2 separate regions of the Mus musculus genome follow, and region 1 is linked to region 2. The links are chromatin contacts, found by Hi-C in ENCODE. All regions are on one chromosome and are shown on one strand. The core of a region is the stretch at or near the end of the contact, and the rest is flanking DNA. Distances in the headings are between cores, read along the strand shown. Region 1 holds the start of Mael (maelstrom spermatogenic transposon silencer). Region 2 has its middle 53 kb from the start of Gpa33.

Evidence for each region. A loop is a pair of places that touch in the nucleus more often than their neighbours do.
Region 1: a loop to region 2 is called in a map of left cerebral cortex, with 2.6 times the contacts of the local background. The contact joins the promoter of Mael here to the enhancer-like site in region 2. A Hi-C loop is called at or near these places in 5 of 37 maps with a recorded cell type or tissue (T-helper 17 cell and left cerebral cortex).

What each region holds. Positions count from the first base shown.
Region 1 is chr1:166,235,467-166,241,502 of GRCm38, reverse strand. It overlaps Mael (maelstrom spermatogenic transposon silencer), which reads left to right and starts at 2,759. Exons shown (of 12, transcript NM_175296.4): 1 at 2,759-2,968; 2 at 3,148-3,240; 3 at 4,531-4,630; 4 at 5,947-6,036. The coding sequence starts at 2,837.
Region 2 is chr1:166,180,124-166,186,387 of GRCm38, reverse strand. No RefSeq gene overlaps it. Among named protein-coding and RNA genes, the nearest start is that of Gpa33, 53 kb to the right of the region's middle. Within about 2 kb of position 1,498, at least 1 of the 3 ENCODE cell types and tissues checked has a DNase peak (open chromatin) inside an H3K27ac peak, as active enhancers do; it is left cerebral cortex, where a contact is called at or near this core.

The DNA of each region.
Region 1 (6,036 bases), core at 1,510-4,009, 54 kb before region 2:
CAGCTCCCAGCACCTATATGGCAATTTACAACAATCTCTTAACACCAGTTCCAGGGAACCCAATGCCCTCTAAGGCCTGCACGTGGTGCATAGACATACATGAAGGAAATACACCAATACACCTAAAATGTTGTTTTGAAAATGCCTATGCCTAAAAATAGAATTTGATAAACGACACACCCTGCCTGTAACCACTACAAAGCACAAAATAGTTTGCCATTTCCACAGTTTTCCAATCTTTTCTTACCTCCAGGCCTGCCTCTAGCTATTACTGCTAATCTGCTATCTCTAATTTCATACTCTTACCTGTCTCAAGAGCTGTATCCACTGTGTCATAGAGAATGCTTTCTTCCACTTAGCAACATTTCAGAATTCATGTAGAGTATCCAGATTAACTCACCTCTTCGAATTCCCCAGTTGTCTACCATATTATATACCACAATTTACTAATTCAACTGTTGATGGCTTTGGGCCATTCCTTGTGGGTCTGTTTATGAACAGAGCTGTTATAAATTCATCTAGAAGCCTTCGTTTCATGCAAGTCCATTTCTCCAGACTGGAATTGCTGAGTCAAGCAGCTAAGTGTAAGAAGGGCCTGTCAAGATGTTGTCTCATCCATATTCATTGAACTTTCAGTAGCCTTATCTCCTCATCAGATCTTATACCAGTACACTTGCAGTCTCAAATGTAAGATAGGTTTCTAAAAGAAATGGCTGAAGAAAACTGCAAAGACAATTCATGCCAGATACCAAGAAGGTTCAGCTCCCCCCCTTCTGCCCTCCAAGGGTTGTCAGTATCAGAGCTTAAACAAACAAACAAAAAAATGTACCAACTTTCCAAAGACGCATTAATTCTCGTCTCTTACTCAATCCTATGGGAAAAGGGGCATTCATTTTATGAGGCAGTAACAACCCTGATACCAATATTTAGTAAGAACAGCTGTCCAATCACGTGTGACTTGGGTCTTGGAACCCTCCCTAACCACAGGCAGAGATGGAATAAAGAAAGAACAGATGTACACAGACCCACAGTGTCGCTGGGATCTGGTGTGAGTCTTCTAACCTGCTGATACCTAGAACCTCAATATATCTATTAGGTACCAAAGAAGGGGAGTTAGCGAGTCGCCATAGGAGGTCTGTGCAGGTGAGCAGTTTCAGACTGTAAACATCCACTCGGGGGCCACAGTAATTGCTAGCACTGAGCAATCAATTATTCATTCATAAACATTCATTCTCATACTCTCCAGGAAAGCTTTATCATTTCTCTGGCGCCTGGCCCATATAGGTAACAACTTTGCCAGTTTCTCACTGGTATGTTTTGGGTCATGGTCCTGCCCACGTCAACAAAAGCACATTCTTTCGGGACGCTACTCACTCAGAACTTCCTCTGATCCCTAAAGGAAGCACCACAAAAACAATCCATTATCTACTAAGACAGAAAAACGTTTTTAAAGTGTCAGCAACACTTCAAGTGTCAGCGACGATTCATGATCAAGAAGAGTGTATACTATAAATGTTGACTGGTTCAATACCAGAAAAATTTAGCAACATTACTAGCAAACAATTAAAACTGAGGTCATTGCTAGGCTGGGACTCCTGTTCAGTCTCTTCACAAGCTGGAAAACCCTGTTTATTCCCCTTCCACCAACTCCACCTACAAAGAAAAAACACCTCACTACTCAGTGTTCCAGCAACCCACCCATGAGTGCCTGCTCAGGGGCTCACTTTTTGACCATGTAAGGGCAAATACCAGCTCCTAACTCACATGTCATCACCCCATGCCCAAGACCCATTAAAAAACCAACCAACCAAACAAACAAAAAAACTAACCCTTGTTTTTGCCTGGATATGTGACCTTGCTGACCTTGACCTGTGAAATCCGATGAACCCACCAGAGAGCTGCCTCCAAATAAACCTGCCATTATCTACTTTTAATCTGGTCTAATCTGGCTGATTATCTGTCAGTGACAGAGAGAAAAGATGATCAAGTTATCTGAAAAGATAAAAATTTTAAATGAATTTTCAACTCTACTTATACACAAATTAAGTAACTCGAATACACAAAGGAATGTAGTTGGGAAGTGCAATGAGAAAACCCAGGCAAGATCAAGCAGCACAGTTTGAACCAGTATGAGAACTCACTATTACTAAATACACAGGCTCAACCTTGAGTCAGCAGTAACCAAGTAGATGAGAAAAGCATTTCACAATAACTTCGAAAAATGATACCTACTAATAAAACTGACCCCTCCCCAAATTACCCAGACCTTATAAGAAAGCCTATAAAACTTTATTCATGGATGTTTTGTGAAACAGAAGTTTTCAAATATGTTGTGGTTGTTGTTGTTGTTTGTCGTCGTCTTGAAAACACCCTCCTGTCCCCACCTTTTCCCTCTCAGTGCTTTACACAAGCTCGCTAGTTCGGGAATGTGAAACACCCAGGAACCGAAAGCACCTGCGAGTCCTCTTCCTACTAACGGGGTACATCAAGCAACAATGTACAGGGAAAAAATAATAATAAAAGTACCAGGCCTACCACGTGACAATCCCCGCCTACCGGGCAAGCGAGTCAGCCAATCACAGTGCTCTCCCCACCTGCGCCTCGCTCCTCCTCCCTCCCGCCCCCTCCGCCCCCTCACGCACGAGGTGGAATCCAGTTTCAGGCTGTTTTCACCCCCACAGCAGGGGGCCCAATGCGGCTGCGCGCTGCACCCTGATTGGCCAAGTGCCGGGCTGAAGCGCGCGCAGGCTCCGAGCTCGGTTACTAAGGGCGGGAGCCCGGCAAGGGCGCCGGCTGCTTGCTGCGTCTCTGGAGGGCGTCGAGGCCCGACGACGCCATGCCCAACCGCAGGGCCAGCCGCAATGCCTACTATTTCTTCGTACAGGAGAAGATTCCCGAACTGCGCCGGCGAGGCCTGCCGGTGGCCCGCGTGGCAGACGCCATCCCCTACTGCTCGGCCGACTGGGCGGTGAGGCAGCGGGCAGTTGGGCAGCGGGGAGGGCGCGGTGGGAACCCAGCCTGGGGGGAGCCCGTGGAGGGGACACAGCCCAAGGGCAGGACCAACCGACAGAACCTTCCAGAACCGGGGTGTGGATCGGACGCCTCACCCTCACAGCTCGCCTCTCTTGTATCCCTCTTCTCCCCAAGCTCTTGAGGGAGGATGAGAAGGAGAAATACTCAGAAATGGCTCGAGAGTGGAGAGCAGCCCAGGGAAAGGATTCTGGGCCTTCAGAGAAGCAGGTAAGGGCAGCCACCTCTCGCCCGCCCACCCTTGGACTCCAGCCACGGTGGAGCCCGAGGAACCTTCGGGAAGTTTCCAGATAGTGCAGAAGCCCCAGGGGAAAGGCAGGTTTGGGGTTGGGGGTCAGGGTTTGCACTAAACGGCTCCCCGACTGCCTTTCAGTTCTTACCGGTTAGACAGCTGTAATAATAATTTTTAAAAAGCGTAGGCTTTTATTTAAATGGTTCCTAGAAACAAGCTTGTTAACAGTTCTTTAAATATTGTAATAACAAGACGTGAAGACCTGGGTTAACATTTGTAGATCCTACAGAACCCCCCCCCCCCCCAAATAGTTAAGCAAATTCCAGAGTATTGGGATAGTAGACTACTAAGTCAGTATCTACAAGGTCAATAAAGAAGTCTTTTTCTTCTCCCTTATGCTGCTTTTCTGTTTGTACATACCGAAATTTCATTCTTAAATTTGTGACATTGGATTGAAATTCAAAATTGTGGCAAGTTATTTGTAAATATGGTAGGTAGATTTACATTTTAAGTTGATGTCTTAAGTCAGGTGGATTTTTGAGGATCTGTGCTTGTGAGCTTTGATTGCTCTTATCAGATTTTTCTATAAAACATATCTCCTTAAGGGACTAGTGATGGCTCACTGGCTAAAAGCTCTGGCTACTCTTCCAAAAGTTCCAGATTTGAGTCGGTGCACCCACATGGTGACTCACAGCCATCTGTAACTCCAGTTCCCAAGGGTTCTGATGCCCTCCTCTGGCTTCCACTGGTGCTGCGCACACACACGTGACACACATACATGCAGCCAAGCACACACACGGGGGGGGGGGGGGGGGGGAATGAAAATTTGAAGAAAAAATTCTCCACAAAACTTAAGTATATTGTACGTGCTTGAGTTGTGATAGTTGGAGGCACAACCTTTTGTAATTTTCACTTTTAAATGAAAACCACAAATAACATTATAGACTTTAGGATTTTGTTCTGTTTTCTTTAAATACTCTTATTCTGCACACCAGCCTGGCGTTTAGTAGGTAGTGACTCGGGGAAGTAAGATGATAGAGAGTGCGCAAATGGCTTTCAGCTATAGCTACTTATACTCGCCTTCCCATAGAGTGCTGTGGTTGGCTGGTATTTACTGATAAAAATAATGTTTTCATTGGCCTTGAGGGAATGCTGACATAGTCCACGGGCTATTTTGAGGTTACTTTATTACATTTAAATATGGGAAGTAAAGTATCTAGCAATGGCTCTGCTTAAAAGTGTTTGATTGGTGATTCTCTTACTTTCAGAAACTTGTATCTACACCACTGAGGAGGCCAGGCATGCTTGTACCAAAACCAAGTATTTCTCCCCCTGATATGTCAAATTTATCTATAAAAAGTGATCAAGGTAGAGTATTCCTAAAATACTTCACTCAAATTTGGATAGCATATTGGGCAATTTTTTAAAAAATGTTCTGTATGATGTGGGAGGATGGAAATAGTGTTTGCCATGCCATGGAAAGGACCTGCACCCATATAAAGAGTGGTGGTCATGCTAGCTTATAATCCCTGTGCTGGGAGGTGGAGACACAACAGCTAGGCAGCCTGGCTAGTTAGTAAACCTCAGATGCCCATGAGAGATCCATCACAAAGAAACATGGACAACTCCTAGAGAGTGACACTAGAGATTGGTGTGTGATAGCCTCACTCAAGGACATCAAGTCCCCACACCCATGCAAGTGCATCCCACCCCCAAAATGTGTTTTGTTCATTTGATCCTACATTTCAAAATCCTTGACTATACAGGTTTAAACATGCTAGCACTGATGGAATGCTGGATAAACTAATTTGCATTTGTTGAAATAATACTGGGAAGTTATTGTAACAAAAGTCTCTTGGTTTCTACCACTTCATATATTATAAAACATTAGTCTTCTTTGTAGCTTCCATACTTAGATTATAGAGGTAGACAAGAAGGATAAGGCTTTTAACCTATTTCCCAGTCTAGTAAGAGTGGATTCTAAGTGTTGAAATACAAAAACAGGAGGTTATGGATTGATGGATCCGTTAACTAGCTTGACTTTTAATCATTCCACAATTTATAAATACATTGAAGCCCTGTGGTAACCCATAAAGATGTACTATTATTATTTGCCAATTAAGAATAAGGAATTTTAAAATATCCTGGGGTGGGCAGGCATGAAGCAAAGATAAATTATTTCACTACCTTAGAGGAGAATGTAGCTAAGGGCTTTTTCTGTTCCTTCTGGCTGTCTTTATTGTGTTCTGCCTTCGTTTAACACAAACTTTTAACATTGGTCTTCCATGGCCAGGGCTAGTCCCACATATTTCTCATGTATATAGGTGGTCTTCTCTATAGTAGCAGAAAGTACAAAGGCAGAGAACTAAATTTCCATAGCTATGGCTCTACTTCATTTGTTCTCTTGGACTTTATTCCCCAAACCTATTTGTTGCATATGTCACAACTTATGTATCTGCTGAAATTAATGCTAACCTATAGCTGAATCATGTAAAAGCTGTTGCAAGACTGAATACTTTTATTGTTTTATATAAAGAATGGTTACTACTTAAATTCTTGACAAATGTGGTTGCAAAGTTTTTTACTTACCTGGTATAATTGAGTTTTCTCTTTTATGATTCACTAGCAAAGACAGAACACATACCTAAATTCTAAAAGTCTTAGGGTTCTGTTTTGTTTTTCAGCTCTCCTTGGAGGCATTTTTTATTTTCTGAACATTTTTAGCCATGGTGAGCTACCTCCTCATTGTGAACAGCGCTTCCTCCCTTGTGAAA
Region 2 (6,264 bases), core at 249-2,748:
TTAAGACAGGCCCAAATTATAGCAAGTATAGAATATGTCAAAATGGCCTCAGGTCCTATTGAAATTGGGTTAAGAGGTGGGGGGCATGGAATATCACAGGACTCTAACATATACACAAAAGCAAAAGTAGTTTTCAATGATTATAGTTGAATTGTAAGACAAATACTGGAAGCCAGGCATGAGGGTACTTGCATATAGTCTCAACACTGGTAAACGAAGACAAGAGAATCAAACAAGGCCAGCCTGAGCTACATAGTGAGACCCTATCTCAAGACAGTTACAGCCGAAGTTAGGTATCTTAGGTAGTCAGGTTCATTGCATACAATAATCCATCTAATAACTACTATGTGCATACTATGCCCAAGCCCTTTCGGGAGCACTAGAAATACAACAATAAATGTTCTCTCCTTTCTTGAGGACCAATAGAGAAGAAAATGCCATTCTTCCGATTGGAGCTAAAAGACGAAGCCTAAAAGATTATGCTCATATTTTGCCCCCTACATTTGCATTTTCCTCAGTAGGGCTAGCCACCCATGGCTGGAGCACTTGGCAAAAGACTGTTAATAGCAGCAATAACCGTCCTAGTTTCCACCACAAAGATGACTGGTCCCCCTGGGAGAGGATCTCCAGGCTCATGTTCTCATCACCTATAAAAGGAAAGAAATCCAGAGACCTTAACACTTTTCCAAGTCTGAAGGCCTCTGGTGTTCAGGTCTTCCTGGGCTATTTCTACAGCATCAGCCTTTGAGAAGCGTAACCGGGACCCCAGACCCCCAGCCCAGCCTGGCAAATGCATCCTTAGCGGTGCTTGGTGGCATTGTTTCAGCTTGACTGTTCCTGGGCCAAACCTCAGAACTCTGCAGGGTCATGGAACAGGTTCAAAAGGACCACAGGATGTTTGCAATGTGACAACGAAAGTCACTTCGAGAAAAGTGGGAGAAAGAAGACAAAAGTGCCTTGCTGGGGCAGGAAGGCTGCTCTGAGCTGATAAATTATATAAATTGTTCCTTACCAGGGAAGGGCTAAGGCTTGTAAGAAGAAAAAGCATATGTAAGCAAAGTAACATTTATTGAAGGCTTCCGCCCCCACCCCTGGCCCCAGAACGTATAGTAAAGCATAGTAAAGACCAGAACTTAGTTAAACCTCTCACTAGCCCCTTCATGGCTCCTGAGAAGTCACTTCAGTGTCCCGAGCTTATCTAGAAATTGAGAAGAAAGCGGCGTACTTAGAAGGTTGGGATGGGTCAGGGTTTTCCGCTCTGCTTTCCATATTCCTTTTGTCCCCTGCGCTGCCTCTTTCCTGTGCGCTCCCACCTCCAGCAGCATGAAGCGCGCATGCCCATGCAAGAGATTTGGGTAGGGAGACTGGCAAGCTGGGGTGTTGCTGAGTCTAGTTTCTCCAGAAAATTGCTTATTAGTGTTTCGGGAGGGTGTTTGAAGCTCTTCCTCGATGCCCGGTGAGATGAGACACTCAGAATCCACTCCACAAAATCCTGCTCCAAGGCAGCTGCTGCCTCTGCTCCTTCAGGAGTGACAGGAAGTGGCTGCCCATCAGCCCAAGAGCTCGCCTCCTCTCTGGCAGAGAATGCAAAGCTTCTGGCTTCTCTGGCTTTGATTGCTAAGTGAGGCAGACAGAGTAAGCAGCCTAAAATAAGAGTCCAGGTGTCTCCCTGCAGAAACTCTCTTCTGCCTTCCCTGCTGGGCCAGAGATGCTTAAGTGGACAACAGTGTCACTTGGGGACTCCAGTGCTTTGAGCGATGGGCCCCTCTCTCATCGGAAGGTCATCCGATGCAATGCAGGGCATGCTCTCAGTCTGAAAGTGCTGAAGGCTTGCCTCGCCTGGGCAAACCGACACGCAAAATCAACAGAGATGCGTCGTCACGGCTAGTGGGAAGTTGGGGAGTGAACTTCTCCTGAGGACAGAAAAGCTTACTGCTGTAAATAGACTAACCCTGACTTGTTGAGGGAGTCAGAAGATTGCCACCCTCCGAATAAGCTGTGCTTGGTTAAGTCTTTCAATCCCTCTGGTTGTGTTTTGTGAAGAATAGAATAGAAACATAAAGGCTTTTTAAAAAATGATCTAAAGGGAAAGGGTCCTATATTCTATAGCTTTGTGGACCGACTTGTCCTGGGCTTACCTCAAGCCTTTCTGCAGGTCTTTCCCATCTCTCTGAGCTTCCCTCCTCCACCCGCTGTTAAACGTCCTCAGAAAGGGACCTCAGCACTTGCTCTCTACACACCCTACTCCCAGAGGCTTCGTCCACACCAGGACTACATCCACTTAGGTTTTGGTTTGTTTGCATTCTGTCTTAGACAGGAAGGAGAATGCTTTCTTTTTCTGAAACAAGGCCTCACCCTGTAGTCTGGGCTACTCTGTGCCAGCCAAGGTGGCCTAGAACTTCAGGCACTTTTTCTGCTTCTGACTTTTGGGTTCTAAATTCCAGGATGGCACCAAGCCTGACTTCTCCCCTTTTGATGCCTGTGACCCCAGAGCCCCCAGGTCAGCCACAACTCCCCAGAGTGCCACACAACTAACCTCATTCCCCTAAGGTGTTGCTTCTAGTCTTCATCGCTCATTCAACTCTGTCTTGTCTTACAAAGACTGTGAGGCAGACTTAATAAATGCACAAAAGGCGAAAACTGAGAAAAGATAGCATAAGTGTGAAGATATGACGGGAAGAAGAGATGAAACTATGGATAAAATTTGTTCGGCTACTCCATTTTGAAAAATTCTATGTAGTGCAGCTTTCACTCTGAGTTTCCTAGCAACCATTGCAAAGAAAAAGCAAGCTACAGTGTGAAGTGTCTTTAAATTAAAATGATACATAGCAAGTCCATTGTTTATGAGCGACAGTGACCTTCTTTCTAGTAAGCAGATTTAAGAGAAAATTCCCCAGGCTATTCTTTTCAACAAATAACTTGCAATGTACTAAGGCCGTGTCTTTGACAACATCCTAACTATAAATATGAAGGTAGAGCGGCTTAATGCTATTCCTGACAACTTCCTACAATACCTAGTGGAATGAAGCCAAGTATTTATGCAAAATAATTCCCGAGTCAGGACGGTAAACCAAGTATATAAATCTGAGAGCTTGCCTTGAGAACAGGGTTAAGTAACTATTGCCTGCTTCGTATTGTTCTTCAACCGGGTTTTGGAATTATTGTTTGGCCGTGAGCCCAAAGTTAGTCTCTTGAAGTCTTGGGACTGCAAATGCTCTGTGCCCGGTTTAGGTGCAGATGTTCTCTCTGGGAAATCCAGCCAAGGCAGGAAGGAGGTGAGAGTGAACTGTATCCTTTTATGGAAGGCAAACTACCTCCTATAAATACTGTCCAAGCAGAAACCAGGGAGGCTGCGCTAGCCCAATCCTGCAGGCCTGTGAGACCAGGCTGGACCTGCTCTGGGTTACACTGTGTTGTGTTGAATCATTACCCCAATTTATAAAGCATTGGCCTTGACCCAAGTTACTCCATTTTAAGCCTAAGTACCACAAAAGAAAGCCTGAGCCTTGTTCACACACACACACATGCGCACACACACATGCACACACATACACACACACACATGCACACACACACATACATACATGCACATACACACACATGCACGTGCGCACACACGTGAGCGCGCGCACACACACACAAGAACCACACTAGCCCATACACCGGGAGGCACTAACTGGTAATTATCTATTGCCAGTAAATGACAATACTGTAAATACGCCAGTAACACCAGACAAATGGGCTTATTGATCACAGATGTAATCTCGGAGCTCCCTCACCTAGGAGCATCCCAAGGGTAAATTTGGCAAGCAGACTGACTGGTCACCCAGCCATTTGCCATGAGCCTCTTCCAAGAAAATTGTCACAGGGAACAGACTCCTGCCTTTGTCCCCAGCTCCAGTTCCAGCCTAGTTACATTCTCTTGCCCTTGACAGCCAATGAACATCAAGCTGACCATAAATTGCCCTAATCCGCCTGCCCCCGCACCTGATATCTGCACTAGACTCTAAGGTCTTGTCCCCTGAAGACTCCTCCTTGTGCTTGTGTTAGCCCTTTGCCTCCAACTTCAGGAAGGCTTGTGAGCTCTCCCACTACGTTCATTAACCCTTTCTCAACCATCCTGCAACCTGCAAGTATGTGTGGAAATCATATTAAATCCAGCATATGATTTGAGAGTTAATATCAATGCTTGAAATAAACGAACCTGTGACTGCCAACAGCCAGCTATCAAGCACAATCAAGATTAATTGACCTTTTGTCAATTAATTGGCTGGAGAGATGGCTCAGCACTTGAGGGTACTGGTTGCTCTTCCAGAGGACCCAAGTTCATTGATCACCACCCACGTGGCAACTCACTGCTGCCTGTAACTCTATTTCCAGCGGGAGCCCAACACCCTCACACAGACATACATGCAGGTGACACACCAATGTACATAAAACAAACCCTGATTTTAAAAAGATGACTTTTAAAACAAAATGAATTGACAAGTCGCAGCTAACAAAGCTGATATACCTTGAGAAATGTTTATTATTCGGTTCATTCAGACACTGTGGAAAGACACAATCATCCGGGCTTTTTCTGGGCATGGGGGCATGGCATGCCAGCTTCAAGCACCAAGCGGGTGCTGAGCCAGAAGAAGTAAGGAAGGCGCCTTCATTGGGCTCTCAACCTCTGGACCTAGGATGCCTCCATGCTGTCAAGAGCGGAACTTCAGATTTTTTTTTTTTAACCAGGAAGGGTCTCTCTGGGGATCAATGTCTCCTAGAGGCAGGGTAGTCTCAGGGTCTGGAGCCTAAGCAAAAATTTGCGGATCCATACACCTCATAGCCTTGGCCACATGATTTAAATGCAACTAGGTGGACAGGTCTGGGCTTTATTTCTCTATAGCTTCCACAACACACACTGCCATCTGTCTGCCTGTCTGTCTATCTGTCCATCTCTCTATCTTTCTCTCTCTCTGCCTGAGAATGCCACCTCCATACACAGGAGCATATAGAAAGTATTAGAGAAATGATGACCACAGAAAAGCCCCATTAGAGAGACAATCACAACAAATCTAGTTTTGCAGTCTTAATTGGGTTTTATTTGCAATTCTAGAATCTGGCAGCAAAACAGACTACTGCAGCTCAGCACACTTGCAAATTACATTTCTAGTGAGAAAAAAGGAGGTGACACAGAGACGGAGGCAGGCACAAAGGGAGTCAGGTTAGTCACAGTTGTTGGCTTCACCTGAATATAGTCTAGACAGTTGGCTACCTGTGATTGGCCAACGCCTATGGGTGTAAATGGCTGGGATCCAGCTATTCCTTATAAAGCCAATTCCTCAGTTGTTAGGTTTTCTATTTATTTACTTGTTGAGTTAGATTGTAGCTTCTTACATAAGGACTCAGGCCAAGTTTAGTTTAACTTGGTCTGCAACCAGTAGAATTCCAGTAGAATCCTTCTTACAGAATGGCAGGTGATAGGTAAATGCACTGTTGTTTACAGTTTGGATTTGAGGTGTCTCCCCCAGAGCCTTGTGTATGTGTGTTTAAAGCTTTTTCTCTAGCTGGAGACACTATTCTGGGAGATGCTGGAAACTTCAGGAGGTATAGCTCTACTAGGTCACTGGATGCATGTGTCCACGGGGACCATATCTTGTCCTAGGCCCCATGCTGTCTTGCTGTCTGCTTCCTGTTCTCCATATGTGAGTCCCTTGCCTCCCTACAGTGATGCTCCGTCTCACCACACTTTAACCTAGAAACAGTGAAGCCCAGTGATAACAGACTGAAACCTAGGAAACCATGTGCTAAAATAAATCTTTCCTTTAAATGACCTTTCTTGGGTATTTGGTCAGAGTGAAAGTATGACTCACATCAGATCCAAACTACAAAAATCTTGCGCACGCTCGACTGGCCAGGAAGAACGACGCTGCAACAGGATCCTTTTGCACACGTTTATTGGGAGAGCTTGATTGTAGAGGCGAAAAGACTTCGAGCCCAGAACTAGTGCTGCTTTTATAGGCCTAGGAGGGGCGTGTCTCACACCCGGATTGGTTATGCACTAAGCCTCATTTGCATGTTCCTCATCTGATTGGCTACTCTCTCTCAGTACCTTACAGAACCTCATTATCATACCTCATTTGCATGTCTCACATCTGATTGGTTATACTCCCAGTACCTTACAGAACCTCATTATCATGCCTGGGCCAGGCAGTGTCTTTGCAAAAAACTTTACTGCATATGTACACATTGGTTGTTTGTCCAATCTTATGTGTGGTGGCC